2 separate regions of the Homo sapiens genome follow, and region 2 is linked to region 1. Evidence: read pairs that join two places in POLR2A ChIA-PET (ENCODE). Cell type or tissue: GM12878. All regions are shown on one strand. Region 1 overlaps MAPKAP1 (MAPK associated protein 1). Region 2 overlaps MAPKAP1 (MAPK associated protein 1).

Evidence for each region. Peaks named below come from ENCODE experiments on the same cell type or tissue, not always from the same donor. Only the 100,000 strongest peaks of a DNase experiment are listed, where the experiment ranks them.
Region 2: POLR2A ChIA-PET joins it to region 1 with 5 read pairs; 4 of 35 experiments call an interaction of 5 or more read pairs at or near these places.

The regions. Positions count from the first base shown.
Region 1 is chr9:125,693,045-125,697,044 of GRCh38, forward strand. The region is part of intron 1 of MAPKAP1 (MAPK associated protein 1); the gene reads right to left. Among named protein-coding and RNA genes, the nearest start is that of MAPKAP1, 12 kb to the right of the region's middle. RefSeq lists an enhancer at 3,060-3,799. In GM12878, no CTCF peak of the experiment used is centred here; no DNase peak of the experiment used is centred here; H3K27ac peaks cover 887 bases.
Region 2 is chr9:125,546,888-125,550,887 of GRCh38, forward strand. All of the region lies in intron 6 of MAPKAP1 (MAPK associated protein 1), which reads right to left. Among named protein-coding and RNA genes, the nearest start is that of MAPKAP1, 160 kb to the right of the region's middle. In GM12878, no CTCF peak of the experiment used is centred here; no DNase peak of the experiment used is centred here.

The DNA.
Region 1 (4,000 bases):
CCTACCAGAGCACGACACAACATTCTAATCCACACCAGGGGATCCGCATGAGAAGCCCCTTATAATATTTTTATATTAAGAAAACAGGCCGGGCACAGTGGCTTACTCCTGTAATCCCAGCACTTTGGGAGGCCGAGGCAGGCGGATCACCTGATGTCAGGAGTTTGAGACCAGCCTGGCCAACATGGTGAAACCCCGTCTCTACTAAAAATACAAAAAACTAGCCAAGCGTGGTGGCACGCACCTGTAATCCCAGCTACTCGGGCAGCTGAGGCAGGAGAATCGCTTGAACCCAAGAGGCAGAGGTTGCAGTGAGCCAAGATCATGCCATTGCACTCCAGCTCAAGTAACAAGAGCGAAATTCCGCCTCAAAAAAAAAAAAATATATATATATATATACACACACACACACATACATGTATATATACACACACATATACACATATATACACACATATATACACATACACACACATATATACACATATACACACACATATATACATATACACACACATATATACATACACACACATATATACACGTATACACACACACATACACATATATACACACATATATACACATATACACACACATATACACGTATACATACACACACATATACACGTATATATACACGTATATATACACGTATATATACACATATATACACGTATATACACATATATACACGTATATATACACATATATACACGTATATACACATATATACACGTATATATATACACACATATATATACACACACATATACACACACACACATATATATACACACATACACACACACACACACACACACACACATATATATATAGTTGGCCGGGCATAGGGGCTCACACCTGTAAACCCAGCACTTTGGGAGGCAGAGGAGGAAGTTCCCTTGAGCCCAGGAGTTCAAGTGCAGCCTGGGCACTATAGCAAGACCCCTTCTCTGTTATTTGTATTAAAATTTTTTTTTAATTTTTAAAAATTTTTTAGGTTGGGCACGGTGGCTCATGCTTGTAATCCCAGCACTTTGGGAGGCCGAGGCAGGTAGATCACCTGAGGTCAGGAGTTCGAGACCAGCCTGGCCAACATGGTGAAACTCCATCTTTACTAAACTACAAAAATTAGCCAGGTGTGGTGGTGCACACCCGTAATCTCAGCTACTTGGGAGGCTGAGGCAGGAGAACTGCTTGAACTCAGGAGGCAGAGGTTTCAGTAAGCCAAGATGGTGCCATCGCACTCCAGCCTGGGAAACAGAGCAAGACTCCATTTCCAAAAAAAAAAAAGTTTTAAGAAAATTACGGCTATAAAACAAATGCAGTTCTTCATAACTGTAGGGAAAAAGGACTTAAGCACACATGCATTTACTACAATTTGAATGCCAATACCAATACGATCAAAAGAAGCTAAACTACTACCTCAGTGGGAATGGTGCTCTTAACATTGTTCTGAAACTCCTAATTTCCTTAACTAAAAAAAGGCAGAAAAGTATGCATAATGCAAATTACAAACACTACAGAGAAAATGTATGGAAATCGTTTTCCCCGCCCCCTCTCCCAAAAGAATGTTAGACACACTTTATAGAAACCGTGCTTACTCCAAATAGCTCACCAAGTGAAGGTTACTGTGAAATACTTCAAATTCCATAAGCCCCTCAGTACTGCAAAGACTGTGGGAAGGGAATGTTCCAAGCACAGACTAATGGACAGAAGGTACAAATGAAATAAGCCCTGATGCATGACTATCTAAGGAAGTCTAAACTGAAGACTCAATATATTTGTTCTGAAGTTATTAACCAAGCTTCAGTTTCTTAAATACATTCAAAACATTTAGCATATTCTTATAAGTCCCAAGTATAAATGACAGAGGTCTGTCATTGAAGATAATTAAAATAATTTATTTTGCCTAGTTTAGGATAGATAAATCTCTGTCATAGTTCAGACTTAAGTTTTTGTATTTTGAATTTTTTATACCAACAATGTGAATTCTTATTGTGTTTGTTGACTGTGTTAACAATAATACAAGTTATACCAACTTGGAATTTTTATTTTAATTTTGGGGATGTGTCCGTATTTTAACTCAGCAACTTTAATCCAGTGATCAAAGCTTCATTCGCTTGTAAACTGTTTCTCAGGTAAACTGAATTGCCCCATACCAGCATCTTAAGCAAATAAATAAGTACAAAACAGGCAGAGATTATAAATTAGAGCAGACAAATCTGTATCTCACCCCACGCCGGTAAAGAGCATTCTATCAATATAGTGAAATGCTAATCTCCTAATTAACAACCTAATTAGGTAATTATGGCTTTGCAGAGGGATGCCGAAATGAAATATGACAACATGGTCACCTCTTTATATGGCACCTGTGGGCCTTTTCAGCTGTCATTGCAAAGAGTGCAATATCAATTTGAACAGATGACAAAGTGCTGTCATTTTTCATTCTGATAATATACAGAATGCTTTGGACAGAAGTAGTTTACAAAAGAAACATCTTGCCTGATATTTTCCTAATTTAAATATGCTCAAATACTTCGGTAAATTTTTTGCATTGTACATAAGAGAATCAGTATGCACATTTTTATATTGTACATAAGAGAATCAGTATGCGCATTTGAAAAAAACAAACCTAACTGGCCATCATGCTTAACTGTACAAGCTGAAACTATTTCTTTTCTTTCTTTTTTTTTTTGAGACGGAGTTTCACCATTGTTGCCCAGCCTGGAATGCAATGGCGCAATCTTGGCTCACTGCAACCTCCACCTCCCGGGTTCAATTGCTTCTCCTGCCTCAGCCACCCGAGTAGCTGGGATTATAGGCATGTGCCATCACACCCGGCTAATTTTGTATTTTTAGTAGAGACGGGGTTTCTACATGTTGGTCAGGCTGGTCTTGAACTCCCAACCTCAGGTGATCCACCTGCCTCAGCCTCCCAAAGTGTTGGGATTACTGTGCCCAGCCTGAAACTATTTCAATTATAAAGTATATGATAATTAGAAAAGAGTAAAAGGCAACAATTCATCATATTTTAACACTCATATTTTTACTAACTACTGCTATCAGAAAAACTGAAATCCAAACAAACGTGATCTTCAATCTTCTTCTCACAAAATAAAATAAGTGAGACAGACATTCACATTTGTTAAAATAAATTAAAACAGACCAGGCCTGGCCAGATGCAGTGGTTCATGCTTACAATCCCAACAATTTGGGAGGCCGTGGTAGTGCATGCCTGTAGTCCCAGCTGCTGGGGAGGAAGAGGTGGGAGGATCGCTTGAGTCCAGGAAGTTGAGGCTGCAGTGAGCCGTGATCGTGCCACTGCACTCCAGCCTGGTCAATAGAGCAAGAACCCTGTCTCGAAAAAAAAACAAAAAAAAAACAAAAAACAAACAAACAAAAAAACAAATAAAACAACAACAACAACAAAACAAAAAAATCAGACCTGGTCTGAAAAATTCAAGCAGACAAAACTAGTTAGGCCTTATAAATGACCTTAACCTTGTTTGATTTGCAAACATAGGCAAAACTTGAGATATGTCTTATAAATGCATATATGAAAAAAAAAACAAAAAACCTTAAGCTTATCTAGTCAGAAGCAGCCAACAAACTTATGTAACTGAGGACTTTCCAATGGTAGTGATCAACTGTATAACTAATCAATCAAATCTTTTGTTTTACTTCCACAGTCTTCCTACAAAAGCTTCCCCCGCTTACTTTCCCTCAATGGAGCCCCAGAATCACTTCTGATTTGAAGCTGCCCAATTCATGAATCGCTGTTTGTGCAAATAAACTCTAAAATCTTATGCCTCAGTTTACCTTAACACACATAATTTTCCATACCAAAAAATCACTTCCCAAATACGTAAGCATTCAACTCACTATCTCTATCTACCAAAGGCCAACCTCAACTCCACAGAGATAGGAGTGGACTCCCTCTGAAAGTAAAGACGGAGCTGTCACAGGCCTACTCGTTGTCCCTGTGGCCACTGAA
Region 2 (4,000 bases), 150 kb before region 1:
CAGGGACAGACAACCTGTTTTCCCCCAGAGCAGGGCATTCTAGGGACACTGAGAAGCAGCAGCTGCCCTTCCCACGGCTCCTTGGGCTGTCCATGCTGGGTCTAGGGTGAAACTCCATGTCAGGGAGCGTAAGAAACACTGCCAGGAGTGCTTCAGTCAATTCAAAGTTAGGTCCTGTCAAGTCTCGTAACCACTGAACGATGTATGGGCATTTTAAAAAGAGACTCCTTGCTTGAGGAGTTCAGCTCCGTCCCAGCGCACAGCCACTCAGTTACCCCAAAAAAGTTTGTATGCCAGCACGAACCCAACGCAAGCAGGCTTTCTGTACTAAGCAGTAAGCGAGAGGCAATGGGAGCCACGGAGCCCACAGGGACACAGGTCTTCATCTGAAAAGCTTAGATTCTATCTTTAGGAACAGAGCTGGAACCAGAACTCAAGTTGGAAGGCAGCATACTGGAGAGGAAAGGGCATAGGCTGGGGGTTAAATACCCTTTGACCGAAATCTTGGTTCCGTGGCTAACGGAGATGTTGCTGTAACATGTGGGAACCTCAGCCGCATCCATGAAATGAGTAGGCTACTTCCCTATAGAATTGTCACAAGCATGAAACAGACAATGAATGCCAAGCACCTCACACTATGGCTGGCAAACAGTAAAGGGAGTCGACGTTAGTTCTCTTTTGTTCCCCTTGCCCTAAGTCATCATTCCAAGAGAAAAGGCCCCACTTCAGCCCCTCCTTCCCCTGCCTCCTAAGCAGAGACTGCTTATCGGGGGGTGGGAGTCTCAAAACTCACTGCCTGTCATTGGTAACACAGGGGCATTAAAATGTGTGATTTGTTGAGCTTGGTGGCCATATTCAGGGGCATTATCAGTGAGTAGCCTGTGGCCCAAGCACCAAAATTTCCCAAGAGCTCCAAGGGGAGCACTCTGGGTTGTTTTCAAAACTTTCCTTTTTGAAAGTGTTAACTATGAAGCAGGTATGTTCTGCCTCAACTTAATTCACTGGCTTTGCATGATGATAATGGAAATTAAAAAATCATGGTGGTGTAGAGAATTTCAACAACATTTATTAAGAACTTTTTGATTTGCACAATACAAGTTGTCCACTGTTTAACAATTATAACAGCAACTACTATTTATTGAACACTTTCTATGGGCTAGGTGCTGTTTTAAGCTTTTTAAAAAATATCTGTATTGACTCATTCAATCCTAAAATAGGTACAATTATTACACCCATTTTATAGAAACTGAGGCTGAAGGCATTAGGGAATTTACCTGAGATCACTCATCTATTAAAAATCCTGTTTTGGATTCAGAAATCAACAATGTGGTCCCTAACCCAAGCTGCACAGTCCAGTGGGAGAGAAAGATAAGAAGTCAACAAACAATTATAGTTCTGTGTGACAGTCACAAAGGTGGAGGCAAGTTCAGAGTGCTGCCAAAACAAACATAGGGCACGTAACCCAGCCACACAGAGGTGAGAGGGTCCGGGAAGCTTCCTAGTGGGGATGATGTCTCAAAACGCAAACATCATTTAGCTCTAAACCATGCTAGGAGAGACGGTGGCAGCACCAGAAGGCAGCAGAGCACAGTAAGCTCTAGAATAAAGTGACCTGGTTTGGAACCCCACCTCTGCTTTCACGGATAACAACATAATCACTTTAACTTCATTTCCTCATCTACAAAATGAGGATGATAATTATTCTTGGATTTTAAGATTGTTGTAAAGGCAAAATACTTCTAAAGTACTTACCATAATATCTGTCATATAATAAATGCTTATAGATGAGCCATTAGTTAAAAAAAGATAAATGCTTAATAAACAGTTAATATATAATAAGCATAAGCATTTTCTTCATATGTACAATGAAGTAATATATAATGATGAGACAATAATATTCAATATTTATTGAGCACTTACTTTGTTTAATCCTCCTAGAAAAGATAGGTGTTATTATGAGTTCCATTTTATAAAAGAGAAAATTGAGGTTTGGCAAGGTTGAGACATTTGTCTGGAGTTATATAATAAGTTAATACATCATATAACTAATAAGTCCTGAAGGAGCCAGGACTTGAACCCAGATCAGCTAGACTCCCAAGTCTGTGTTTGTTAATCCCTCCACAGCCGCAAAGGGAGTCTTAGGGACTCGGGGAAAGAAGAGACTTCCAGGGAGCACATCTTCCATACCGGAACCACTGACCCAATCTGTGGAAAAGGTTCAACTTCCACTGTAACAAATTCAGCTTGACTATGAATGTCCAGACTCTTAGACTAACCATATGACCTACAGGATTTTTAAGGAGACATTGGAGAATGTCATGGTTTCAAAAGCCACAGTCTCAGTTTGCAGAAGTGGGAAAAGGTTGCTACGAGCAGTTCTCGAGTCTCTGGTCCTGACCAGTTCCCAATAGTGATGAAGACACACTCTAGTTCCCAACCTGCTCTGGTCCAATTCCATGCATGTTCATTCTCCAGCATTTCAAGGTAGAAAATGAAAATATATGAGCAAGAGAAGGCCTTGTAATAACTGCAGCATGCCTGCTTTAAAATAAGTCCTCTGAGTATGACTTTATCCATAAAGAGTTTACACTAGTGTGAATGCCACATTTTGTTTCCCCTTAGACTGACCAAAAATTTTTTTTAAAGATCAAAGCGTACTGTGGGAGCATGCGATGTTTGACATTGGACAAAGTACTCTTTTTCAAAACAGACATTTTCCAAAAACATAACTCGCTAGACTAATGGGCAGTGAGAAGCCAAAATGACTGCCCTCCGCCTTCTCCTTGTGTATCTTTGCCAGAGTCCTTGGGACTTGCCAAATCCGGTCATGCCTGCTTAGCTTGCTCGACTGATTGTGCCAGAAAAGAAAATAAGACACAGATGTATTTGAGCTCTTTGAGATGCCAGTAAGAGAGACAGCTAATGGCTTCATTTCGACCCTCCCCTTCCAGCTGGGCACAGGTGGGGGATAATGAGGTCCCTCTCCCTAATCAAACTCAATTATTTACTACTCTATATAACTGCAAAGACATTCACATTCCGTTCAGAATATAAAACACACCGTGGGCTACTTCCAACCACTGCCACTGGGTATTTATAACAAACTCAAGTGGCTAACAGTTTGCCTTGGCAGGAGTTTAAGTGTGTAAAGTTTTGCAAACTGTTTCTGTTCAAATATGTCCTGCTGAAATGGGGTCCCAGGCGGGGTTCCATAACTGTCAGGTCAGTGAACTGCATAACATCTGAGAATGTATTCACCATGCAGTGCAGACAGGATCTGGAAATCAAACGCTTCGTTCTATCACAACCTTCTGAGAAGCATCACAGTTTTTTTCAACAGCAAGACTGACATTGTATTAATAAACATTCCAAGTCACTAGCCTGACATGTACATAGCAGCAGCTGACAGACTCCGACATAAGCTGAGGGGAGAACAGAGGAAATCAAAATGAGACATAGTAACTAAACATGGCCAAAGGGGGAAGCATCACCAAACCAATCACATGGGCTCAGAAATGGGAGCTCCCCGACTTTGAAGACACATATTAACTAAAGCAACAATCTGGCATAATTTTTAGATACAAAGTAAGTTGATGGTTATCTAAAATGTGTGCTTTTATGGTAGGAACAAAGCGAATCCTGGCACAATTTCAAGACATTCCAGTGAGCAAAACATACATATTTAGCTTGTCTGACCTTTAAATTCTTAGAAGTGTGTAATTAATGCTTTCCATCTTTATCACTTGCTCCAATATTTCTGTCACTTTAAACAGACACAAAGAAAAATCCTTTCTTTTCTCTAGACAGTAGCTGTTGCCAAAAAGGAAATCAAGTCAGATTTACAAATACAAAATTAAACAGGCTGCATATGTTACATTTCCATACACGAGGACAATCTGGACAATGAAAATGTTTGCTAATACAACAGAATGAAAAGAAACAACACACAGTTGGTCCTCTATGAATCAAGCAAACAATAAATAACCAGGATAATTTATAC